Linked DNA regions of Homo sapiens: region 2 is linked to region 1. A link is a contact called in ENCODE Hi-C or POLR2A ChIA-PET data. All regions are on one chromosome and are shown on one strand. Each heading gives the region's core, a stretch centred on a gene start or an enhancer-like site at or near the end of the contact. The rest is flanking DNA. Distances are from core to core; before and after follow the strand shown.

Region 1 (5,862 bases), core at 1,618-4,117:
GGGGTTTCACCTTGTTGGCCAGGCTGGTCTCGAACTCCTGTCCTCAACTGATCCACCTACTCAGCCTCCCAAAGTATATTGGGATTACAGGCGTGAGCCACCATGCTTGGCCAAGATGCCACTTTGGATCTTTTGCTCTACCAGATATGTGCTAGGCACTTAAGTATCACTTGATCCTCCCTGCCTCCGGCGAGGTAGGTATTATCTACATTCTACAGATAGAATGCTGATGCTCAGAGAGCCTGGGATTTTCCCAGGACCATAGAACTTTAGGGAATAAGCAGCATGAAAGTGTGCTTCTTCATTTAGCTTTTAACCAGAAGTGTCCTTGACTGCCTTTGGTTCTCTGCCAGGGTCTTGACCTCCAACATCCAATTGTGCTGTCAATAGATTGATCATTTTCAGGCCCCCAAGTCTAAGATATCTGGATCCCAGCTGGGCCTTATAGACACAGCTAAATATCTCCACTATAACCTAAAGAGGTATTTAAATTCTCTGTCTGTCTAAGCCCCCTTAAAGCTGGTAAGTAGAGTGCCTTTCAATCCCATTTATGCTTTTTGACCAGAATGACAAGGTTCTGGACATAAGAAGGCCTTAAAGATCATCTTACCCAACCCCCTCATTTGATAGATGAGGCAACAGGAGAGTGGATATGTTTGCCTGGGTGGTGGGAGTTGAGGGTGGGTGACAGGTGGGGTGGTGGACTAGTGAGAGCAGTTGCCAGAGGATGGGATAACCAGAGTTTGCAGATCACAGCCTGTGGGCCGATCTATGCCTCTACCTGTTTTTGTAAATAAAGTTTTATTGGAATGCAGGCACACCCATTGATTTATGTATTGTCTTTGGCTGTTTCCAAACTATAACAGCAGAGTCCAATAATTGCAATGGAGACTGATGGCTCTTAAGGTCTAAAATGTTTACTATCTGGCCTTCACAAAAAAATGTTTCTGACCCCAGGGAAAGAGAGAGGCACACAGGTAGATATGAGTTATTAGTAACTTTCTAGTTCTTAGAAGGAGTGTTAAGTTCACAAGTGTTTGTTGTGTTATGATAAATTAATGATTGAATGCTAATGGGGGCCATTGATGGTTATGTATGTATTTCCATTAATAATGGAAATTATTGTCATTAAATTCTGTGCACCTGAAACAGATGGATAGGAAGGAGGGATTGGAAGGAAGGAGGGAAGAAATCATTGAGTTCTTAAGATTTAAGTGGCTCTTCATCACCTGACTTGCTTTGTCACCTACACCTGACTTTTGCCCATTGTATGTGTGATGCTCAAAAAAATGTTGGAGAGAAGGACAAAAGATGGCAGGTTGCGTAAAGTGGGCTTTCTGGAAGAGGCAGGATGAATATACTGGGTTATGTGGGGTGACAAGGGGCTTGGCCAAAGGATGAAAGAGTCCACAAAGTACAGGTTGTTGAAAATAATCAAAATTTGATGTTTTCAACTTCCATTCACAAAGGGCCTCTTCCCTTTGTACCTGCAGAGTGGCACGAAGGGCCAGGTTCCATGGCCCTCTGTCAAGACCTCCCTCAGGACATTCCTCCTGCTGACCGGTCCAGGTTGTCCTCAGAAGTTGGCAGCATACAAATCCTGAAAGCCTTTCTCATGCAAAATTGTGAACACTTATGAAGACACTCTGGGCCATGTCGTGTACTGCCATATTTAATCCTGGGCACAGCCTGGTAAAGTAAGGGCTAATGTTGTCCCCATGTCAGAGATGGGGCTCTGGGTGGGTAAGTCACTTGCCTGGAGACACGCAGCTGGTGATGGTGGAGCCAAATATCGACTCTGGACCCACCTGATTCCAGAGCCCAAACCCAATGGCTCAATTATACCTCCTGGAGCCAAGGATTGCACTTCATGCTGCTTCCATAAAAGCGTACACACAGTTACACACAGCAGAACATTTTGTTTTATCTAGAAGGGCAGCTTCAGGGGTTGAAACCCCACCTCAGCAAATGGCAGGGGATTTCCACATTCAAAGAAACGGTTCCAGTCCCTGGTGGGAAAGTTCCCTGAAGCTTCAATTAGAGAAGAGTCACAGTCGACTGACGCCTGATGCTCACAGGGGGCGGCTTTATTGTTTTATATGTGAAAAGTGAGGGAAGGGCCAGGACCTCAGCATCAGGGAAACGAAGAAAGATTAAGAAGTATTTCTTAAGTCACACTAACCAAAAGGTCAATTCAACTCGGGGGCTGGGGAGTGGGTGGGGTGTGGGGGCAGCAAGCAAGCAAGCAAGCAAGCAGCTGAGAAGTTATTTGTGGCACCAGAAGGAAGGTTGTGATGTCCACTAAAGGAAACCATGGCTATGAATTTCAGGGCATCAAGACCCTGTCAACACAGCTAATCCCCACAGATGTTGGCTGAATAAGACTTCGATGACCAAAGAAGTGCACGGTGCAAACCGTGTCAGCCTCCAGCAGGCCAATTTGTCCTCATATTACACACTCTGCGGGCTCTGCTGCTCGACCCCCAGGTGAGGGTCCCGTCCAGCATCCCCCAACCCAAAGAGGGGTGACCCGGCATGGTTAATAAGTCAACAGAATTCAGAAGCCACAGCCGGATTAAGAAGGCAGTTTTATTTTGGTGCCCTGTACTTCAAGCAGATTAAATAATCAAAAAGGCCGAGGCACTGGGGTCATGTTTGAATGCTACAGCTGTTCACCAAGGTTTGACAAACATTCTTTACGCGGCTCATCGTCTGAATGGGAAAGGCAGGGATGATCCTGGGGAGGCCAACATTTTAAGAAAGAAGAGGGGCACGATCCCAAGATCCTCTTATGGAAACTGATCCCAGCCAGATGGAGACAAGGGGAAGGGCTGCTTAAATAAATGGTCTTTTGAAAGCAACAACTGTTTTCTGCATTGAAGAAAAGCAAGGGCAGGGTTCAGAAAGACTGAATGTAAAGCTGGGCTCTGAGTCTGCCATGCCCTTCGTGTGTTGCTCTGCACATTAATTAAAGGGTCTACGAGGTCAGCAAGGACGCCCAAGGAGACTCAGTCATGAAAGGTGAGCCCTGATCAATTCCCGTTGGAAAAGTTCTTGTCTGGGAGAAAGATGGTATCCCCTCACAAAGGTATCTGCGGGAAATCTATTTTCAAGTCGTCTGTCTTAAAAGACTGGACAGATATGAAAAATGTCTCTGCATGGAATGATTTATGTTTGCGCATGTTGGGTGCAGAGGAAGAGGGTGGAGAGAAATGTATGCAGTCATGACATGAATATGTAGTTGGCATGTCACGGGCCATTTCATAGGAAACATGGTGCTTGTAGTTGGAGTTCGTATATTATTCCTTTGGGGGGAAAAGTGGAACCAAAGAAAGAATGAACAAATTGGCTACAATCTCAGAGAGGCAAGCCTTTCATTAATAGATCAGTGGATTCTGCGGCAAACATGTTCTCTGGTTTAAGAATTAATTTCCTGCAACTAATTAATGCTTGAGCCCCACAGCTAAAAATGAGGGGTGTCCGTTCATTACTGAGGGGAAGATGTTTTGGCTTTGAAAGGAGTCATTTAGATTATTTGCAAAATTATAGAAAGGAAAACAGTGGTTTTGCTCTTTGATATTCTGGAAAGGGGAAGGGGACTGTGATGTTCTGCATCCCTTAAACTAAATTAAACTGAGAAGACTCTCTTTCAGAAGGCTCTCTAAACATCTTCCCTATTGCCCTAGAGCACTGTTAGCCTCAGTAGAGAATTTAAGGAAGAAAGGGGAAAAGGCTCAAGTGCATGACAGCCATGCTGTGTATTTCCCTAGTTAAGGCCCAAAACAAGCAAGCAAGCAAACAATCAATCAAACAAAGCCCCTTTCAAGAGCTTCCACTTTGAGTAGATAACTATTTTGAGTTTTGGATATTACTGTGTGGCTCATGAATTCCTCTACCACTTTATAGTAAAATGCCCTTGGCAGATGTTTGTCATATTTTGAAATTCAAGTCTCAAAAAAAAAGAAGGGAGTGTTACAGCTACTTTGGTGAATGACAGAGCAGTATCTAAGAAAATGTGAACTTAATCTCCTCTCTGAGCCCTGTGAGAAGATTTCTCTGGATTCCAGAGACCCTCTCCCAGTTCCTGCACAGCCAAGGCAGTCTGAACAAGGATGCTGTTTTACAGCATCATTTAGAATGAAGAAAAAAACTGCAACCGTTCAACTACCCCTCATAAGAGTGGGGGTAAATATTAATACTAAATGTGGCATGCTCTCACCATGGAATATGCTACAACAGTTAAAAGGAATGAATTAGCTTTCCACGTATCCATGTGGATAGATCAGTTTTCAGTGAACAGAGCAAATTGCAGAATGAGACATATTGATGATTACATTTATCTGGATTTTTAAAAAGTGTTATGTAAAACAGAGTGTGTGTGTGTGTGTGTGTGTGTGTGTGTGTGTGTGTGTGTGTGTGTATTTGACAGGCAGTGGAGCACAGTAGATAAGAACTCTGACAGACTCTGGAGGGAGGAAAAGTGGAGCACAGTAGATAAGAACTCTGACAGACTCTGGAGGGAGGAAGACAGCCTTGGTCCTTATCACAGCTCTACTATAATACTCTGTGTGAACTTGGGCAAGTGATTCAGCTTTTCTGTGCCTAGCTTCCTCATCTTTCAAATGGGGATAATAATGGAACCATATTTACAAGGTTATGAGGATTAATTAATATACATATTTATAAAGCACTTAGAATGGTAGGTGGCTCAAAATGCATGCTATATGTTTATTTGAGATTTTTGTCATTACTAATGATTGTTTTTAAAATGTCTGGAGGGATACATCAGTAATGGTGTGAGGAAAAGGGCTTATGCTGGAAAATAGAAATTGGGCATGAATCAAAGTAAGTTCAACTGCATAAGTAATGCATTGCTCTTCTGAGTTGAAAGAAAAAAGAATCAAGGAAGTACAATAACCCATGAAGGACTTGCAGAACTATTATAGAAAATGGGTATTTATTATACTATTCTTAATGCTTTTCCATATTTTTATAATCTTGAATAAAAAAGCAGCAGACACTATCCTTGTTCATGGAATTACAACGGCAAAAATGGATATCAATACGTAGCAGCGCTTTAGATCTGCCCTATCCAATACAGTAACCATTAGCCACATGTGGCTACTGTTGTTTAAAATAGTTAAAATGAAATACAAATAAAAATTCAGTTCCTTGGTTGCAGTAGTTGCATCTCAAGAGCTCGGTAGCCACACATGGCTATTGGCTCCCATACTGGAAAGCAGATGTAGGACACTTCTATCATCACAGAAAGTTGTATTAGACAGCACTGTTCTGCAGCATACTTTACAGAAATGTAAGTATCTGAAATCCTCTAACACTCTTTTACACATCTGGCCCCAAATAATTCTGTTGTGGCCTACAAACGGCATATACACCCCAAATATTTTTTTTCACCCTTCTATTTGATATCACTAAGTCTTCCATCTTCCGAATCAGAAGACACTGAGAGTATCTTTCTCAAGGCTTCAGACGATAGGTGGCACAAAGACTGCAGAAGGTAATGACACTGGGGATGTACTCTGACCAGCCTGGCTCTACTAAAGACGGTGAGTGACAGAACCTCTCTTGCAGGTTGTAGAAGGTTTCACCTGGCTGGAAAGCACATTACCTGTAAATTCAAAGGCGGAAAAGTGCTGATACCACACCTCACAAACTGGTTCCTATCCCAATTTCTTTCTGTTTGTTGTAGGTGAACTGCTCCTGTTTTCCAGTGTGATTGTCCTGCTCCAGGTGGTATGCAGCTGCCCGGACAAGTGTTACTGTCAGTCATCTACAAATTTTGTAGACTGCAGCCAGCAGGGTCTGGCCGAAATCCCTTCCCATTTACCTCCTCAGACTCGA
Region 2 (5,862 bases), core at 2,353-4,852, 250 kb before region 1:
TAACTTAAGTTGGAGACTAACTTTATAATTAATAAAGACATTTCAGTATGAAATGTGTAGTAATATACTGTGACTGCACATTTCTTTTTTTTTTTTTTTTTTTTTTTTTTGAGACGGAGTCTTGCTCTGTCACCCAGGCTGGAGTGTAGTGGCACGATCTTGGCTCACTGCAAGCTCTGCCTCCCGGGTTCACGCCATTCTCCTGCCTCAGCCTCCCAAGTAGCTGGGACCACAGGCGCCCGCCACCATGCCCGGCTAATTTTTTGTAGTTTTAGTAGAGACTGACTGCACATTTCTTTGGGTGAATATTACTGGGGAAAATAGTTAGAAAAAAGAAAACGTTTAAAATAGACCAAGTAGTCAAGAAGATAGAGAAATACAGTTTTTGCCCTCCTTTAGCTTTATATAGGAACTACTTATGCTTGTAAACATGAGAAAGACAAAGAATTCTTAGAGACTAAATGTTTCAAATGTAGAACTTTTAGACATTTGTGAGAAAAGCTGGCTTCTTAAAAAAAGTGCTTTTGACAAACAGTGCTTAAACAGAAATGCAGCCGTGTACAGGACTGTTTTTAGTTAAAAAATTTCAATGTGCCAACCAAAAAGCGATGTAATCGGTAACTGGCCACTAGGGGGCTTTCCTATTGGTCCATTCTTAAAAAGGACAGTAACTAATAATAAACAAACTGCAAAGATGTACTCCAATATTTTCTATCATACACATAGAAATAGCTGATTAGGAAGTGACAAGAGTCTGGCTATCCTATCATCTGGTTATTTAGATAGTATAAAAGTATTGATTAATTTTTTGCTTCTTCACTAAACAGAATTTTTTTAAAAAATCAACTGCTGTTATTTTGGGGTTTGTTTTTAGTTCAATAATGGTTGTTTTATCTGCTTCGCATAATCTTCTTTTGTTTTATTGATTTTCCCCAGAGATGAAAATAATGAACTTAATTTAATCCAACCAGTACATTGATTCAGTCTGTTTACTCAGATTAACCTAAACAGATATGCTAGCTTGTCAGAGCCTATGTTCATCATCTCTTTTGACAACTCTCCAAACTGTGGTCGTGTTGAGATCCAGTGGCACCATGGTGTGGTGTTCGATCAGCAAACCTTTGTTGAGCATTTACTATATACTGGATGCTGTGCTTGGTGCTAGGCTACAGGTGGAAACCAACTTAGTGTCATGGTCCTCACAGAGACGGCAAGGAACAAGATGAGAAAGGAAAGGGGTTTTGAGGAGGTTCCATTTGAGCAGAATCCTGAGTGGTACAAGGGAGAAAGCCATGTGAGTGTGATAGTCCAGAAGGTGGGATTTGGGATTTATTATTAGGAGGCCCGGGGTCAGGTCCCGTCTCCTTTACTCACCAGCTGAGTATGAACTTGGGGAGTTCGTGGACACTCTCTGACTTTGCTGTCTCACCAGGAATGTTAACAGTTCTGGCTCCATTCCCTGCAATTGTGCCTGCACCTCCTCCCTCACCAGATTTTGGGAGGATCAAATGAAGTGAGTGATTTGAGATCACAAATGATTTTTATTGAGTGAATTTTCAACTAGAAAACTTTGATAAACAAGATGCCTTCTTGTCCCCAAGTTTTAAAATATTTAATAATCAATAGCATGAAAAATGTTCCAATACATTAAGTTAACATTGTTTTTGAAAAATATCGTTTTTAATATGAATACATATATGCATAAGAGGGTTAGCCAAAGACATAATCCAAGATAGATATTTCTGGTTAAATTATGAATATTTTCATTTTTTCCTTTTTGCTTTTTGTACTTTCTGATTTTCTGTACTGGCCATGAAATGTTTCACAATAAAATAATATACTAATTAAACAAAATCATAAAGAAAAAAGATATTGATAGAGTGGGTGGAAAAATTCCATTTTCAACCAACATAAAATTTCTCTTTGTAGATGTTTTGTTAAATATTCATGTGGAGAGATTTTCATCAAAATCTTTAGATAATTTTCAAATCCCCACAAAAACCATTAACATCAAACTTTTTAAAACTTAAATCGAATTTTCCTTTTATAGTCTAAATCTCTTTCACCTGTTTGTTAAATTCCAAAAAGGAAATGTATTTCAAAAATGAAAATTATTTTTCAGTGTAATTATACATCTATGTTAACTTCTATGCTTAAACGTGTTCCTTTAAGATTTGTTTTTAAAATAAGTGACTCCTTCAAATGCCTCTCTGCCTTTGCATTTGCTGTGCATTAGGGTGACTTTCTGCTAATTTATACCACCTTTCAGAGTACATTCGAACAAGATGCATTTGAAAAATGCCCCAACATTATCCTTTCCACGGCACTCTGATTTTATGCATTTCCACCTTGCTTTCATAAACTATGCAACATTGACCTATCTGCTGATTTTTTCTGAATTCTCTTGGTGATAAGAAATTTGTTATACCTCCTTTTTTCGTTTTGCTTACTTTTAGGAACGCAAGTCCTGAATTAATAAGTTTTGGTTGTTAAAAATACAAAGGTCAGATGAAGTTCCAAGTCCATCCTCTCCTAGAGGCTGCCGTCAGTGCGTTGGATAGCATTCCTTTTGTTGCTGTTTTTCTAATACATCTGCATCCAGAGATACAGACCTAAAGAAACACATAGTTTGGGGTTGCTTCTCTTTTAAACAACATAATCTGAATCATATGAAGAAAGTATTGTTCCACACTTTCTTTTCCTCAAGATCTCTTGGAGATCTATCTGCATCAGGATGCATAGATCCACATAGTTTAAAAATAATCTGTTTCGAAGATGTATCCTCGGCCCTCTTTGGATGCCAAACGTTTGTAGGAACTTAACTATTAAGTGATCCAAATGTGTGATTTCAAGTCAGTTCAGAATATGCTAGACCCCCACTTTAAGCCTAGCACTGTGGATCCTGAGAGGAATGAGGTTATTACCCCTGCTCTGGAAGAGAATGTCAGATATTTCTTGAAAGGGGGAAGGAGGTAATAAATTCAAGGACTATTAACTCTTCTGCTGTATCATACATTTAATGTTTTAGAAATAAGCTGTTCCACTTTAAGAACAAAATAATTTAAACTCTAGGCACCAAGATCTAGAAGCTGGAAGCAACCTTGGGAAATCATCTTTGTCTGTCTTCTACCTTTAGACATTTAACTCAGGATGGAAAATTGAGTGGCAGGGAAAATGAACACTCAATTGAAACTGCGTACATGCCCAGAAAGAATCTAATGCTGCCTCAGAATCTGTTATGCTGATGTAGCTATTTCATTCCTCGGCATGTGTTTGGTATCTTGACTTTTCTTTATTATTTAACTAAGGAGGTGTCTCCTCATGTTTTCAAATAAAAGGCTTGATCAGTTTACTAACCTGTAACAGGGAGGTGGCCAGCGAGTTGGTGGAAATACCTGTTAAGAGGTAGAAGCTTTTTCATTGAGAGGCCAGGCAGGGCAGATGTTTGCACAGTTCTGAGACCAGCCTCATCAATGATGCTGCTAAATACTGCCACAGTTTTAGGGATGGTGAAGAGGAACCCCCACTCATTCCTTTGTACCCATCTTCTCTTCATACAGGTGCTCACATTTCTCCGAACTCTGTGCTTGGGCTTCTAAGAGTGCCAAAAAGGGTTAAACTGTGGGTGGTATGTTTGGTGTTCTAAACTGGTTTCATAGGAACGGCATAGGATACACGTAGGATTTCAGGTGAGGCAGAAGATGCAGAGCAGCGCTAAACTCTTCCAGACAGCGACAACCAACCTATAAGAAGCAGGCAGTCTTCTCTGTGCAGTTACAGCTCTACCAGCCCTAGGTCCCAGCAGTGCAGGCAAGAGCCTGCAGTGCTGGGTACAAGCCAGGTCGATCTATCAGAAACCCTTATCCTGTCTCCAGTGAACACTGAGCTTTCACAGAACAATTGTTGGAATGTAAGGAGAAAGAGTTTTCTCTCTGAGACAAGGAAGGTAATTTTAAAAATATATTGAACTATCAGAGATGTAGAGAAATAATATTTGATAATGCAACGTTTGACTCAAAACACCCAAAGTGCCTAAGCTTAAGCAGGACATTTGTGTCTTAAATAAGTTTATTTTAGATACAAGAAAATGAGTTAAAAAAACACACACACACACACAAGATATATCAGAAACCAATTATTAACATCACAGAAAGATCTGCCATGGCTAGCTTTAACATAAAATATCCCAATGATGCACTGATATTTTTATTTATTTATTCTTAAAATATGCCCTTTTTGGTTGTTTTTAGGAAAAAAATTGTTTTTGGATTCTTGAATTATAAAATATTAGAGCTTCATGTTCATGTAGCTGAATTCTCCCAGGTAATGTCACAGGCACGTAAAAAGACATCTTAATAGTGTTAGGAATTTTAAATGGTTTGTTAAAACACACATCAAATAAGAAAAATAAGGCAGAATCAATCTATGACTGAGAAAATTGTCTGTAAATTCAATTTGTTTTGTTTTAATTTGGACTTTTTAATAAGCAAGCAATATTTTAGGTCAATGAGATTCGATTTGTAGGCATAGATGTATTTTCCTTCTATACCACAAACATAGGAAATACTAATAAAAACCATACTGTGGAGCTTGCCAAGGTGATCTTCTTTATTATGGCCCTGATTTCTGAGTGCAGAAATCACATAGATATATTCCTAGCCTCTAGACAGTGTATACATTACATGTCTTATCAAAATCAAATACTCTAATCTAGTAACAACAGTATTTTTCATTTTAATTGATAAACAGATGGTATTTATGAATAATTTTATGCAAATAGAGTGTCACTGAAATTTTACTCAATGGAAAAAACAATCGCTCTGAGCCAGAAAACTTTTACCAAAATAATGTCAGATAACTTTGTTGGAAACTATGGCCATTTTTTCTGATATTACTATGGTTTGAATGTGTCCCCCAAAATTCATGTGTTGGAAATTTAATCCCTAATGTAACAGTGCTGAGAGGTGAGACCACTAAGAGGTGATTAGGTCATGAGGGCTCTGCCTTTGTGAATAAATTAATGTCATTTTCATGGGAGTGGGTTAATTATTGTGGGAGTAAGCTCCTGATCAAAGGATGAGTTTGGCCCCTTCTCTCTCACCCTCTCTTTGCCCATCTGCCATGGGATGACACAGCAAGAAGGCCCTCATCAGATAAGGCCCCTTGATCTTGGACTTCTCAGCCTCCAGAACCATGAGCCGAGTACATTTATTTTCTTTATAAGTTACCCAGTCTCATGTATTCTGTTATAGCAGCAGATTAAGACAGACATCAACAAAAAAATCAAAGATATACAAAAATGCCAGTTTGATTTTTTTAACATCTCTTGCTTTCTGTGTAATGCACCATGAATTTCTTATTTATAAAATATGTTCTTGAGGCAATTTAGAGATTAATTTGAAGCAATTGAGAATTTAATCCATCTCACTTTTAGGGGAGGTAAGATTAGATTAATTTACTCCACTAAATTCAATAAAGGGCTCCTTTCATTTGGGCTCAGTTTATCTCCTTCCAGTTCCTAGTTGTGCAATCTGGAGTTTGTGAGGCAGGGTGGACATACCTTTGCTCGCATCGGCCACCTACTTCATGAGCTGCACGTGCCCCTCAGAGCCTTGGCTTCCTGCACTTGAGTTTCAGCCCTCTGGAGCTTCATATGTTGCAGAGAATGCCTAAGGAAACCTGTCTCGCAAAAGTAGACTGAAGACCACATGTGTTGAACCATAGCCCATGCCAAGCTGCCCTTGAGGGAGAGGGGCTAATGCAGGACTTTGAAGGCAGGATAGAAGAAAGAGTCTGGGAAATGCTTTGGAAAATGGCAAAGCAGTCCAAACAGATTTTAGTTTTATGTCTGTTTAGGGAAGA

What was found. A loop is a pair of places that touch in the nucleus more often than their neighbours do. ChIA-PET counts read pairs that join two places held with the same protein, here RNA polymerase II (POLR2A). Pooled maps may share reads with other maps.
Region 2: a pooled map of adrenal gland shows a loop between it and region 1 (4-fold over the local background). The contact joins the promoter of LINC02017 here to the promoter of LRTM1 in region 1. A Hi-C loop is called at or near these places in 3 of 168 maps with a recorded cell type or tissue (CD14-positive monocyte, dorsolateral prefrontal cortex and heart left ventricle) and 4 of 50 pooled maps. POLR2A ChIA-PET finds 5 or more read pairs at or near these places in 2 of 52 experiments (BJ and WTC11).

The regions. Positions count from the first base shown.
Region 1 is chr3:54,925,064-54,930,925 of GRCh38, reverse strand. LRTM1 (leucine rich repeat transmembrane protein 1) reads left to right here and starts at 2,867. Exons shown (of 3, transcript NM_020678.4): 1 at 2,867-3,021; 2 at 5,711-5,862. The coding sequence starts at 3,015. The region is part of intron 27 of CACNA2D3 (calcium voltage-gated channel auxiliary subunit alpha2delta 3); the gene reads right to left.
Region 2 is chr3:55,175,912-55,181,773 of GRCh38, reverse strand. It overlaps LINC02017 (long intergenic non-protein coding RNA 2017), which reads right to left and starts at 3,602. Exons shown (of 3, transcript NR_147142.1): 1 at 3,358-3,602. All of the region lies in intron 2 of LOC124906243 (a long non-coding RNA gene), which reads left to right.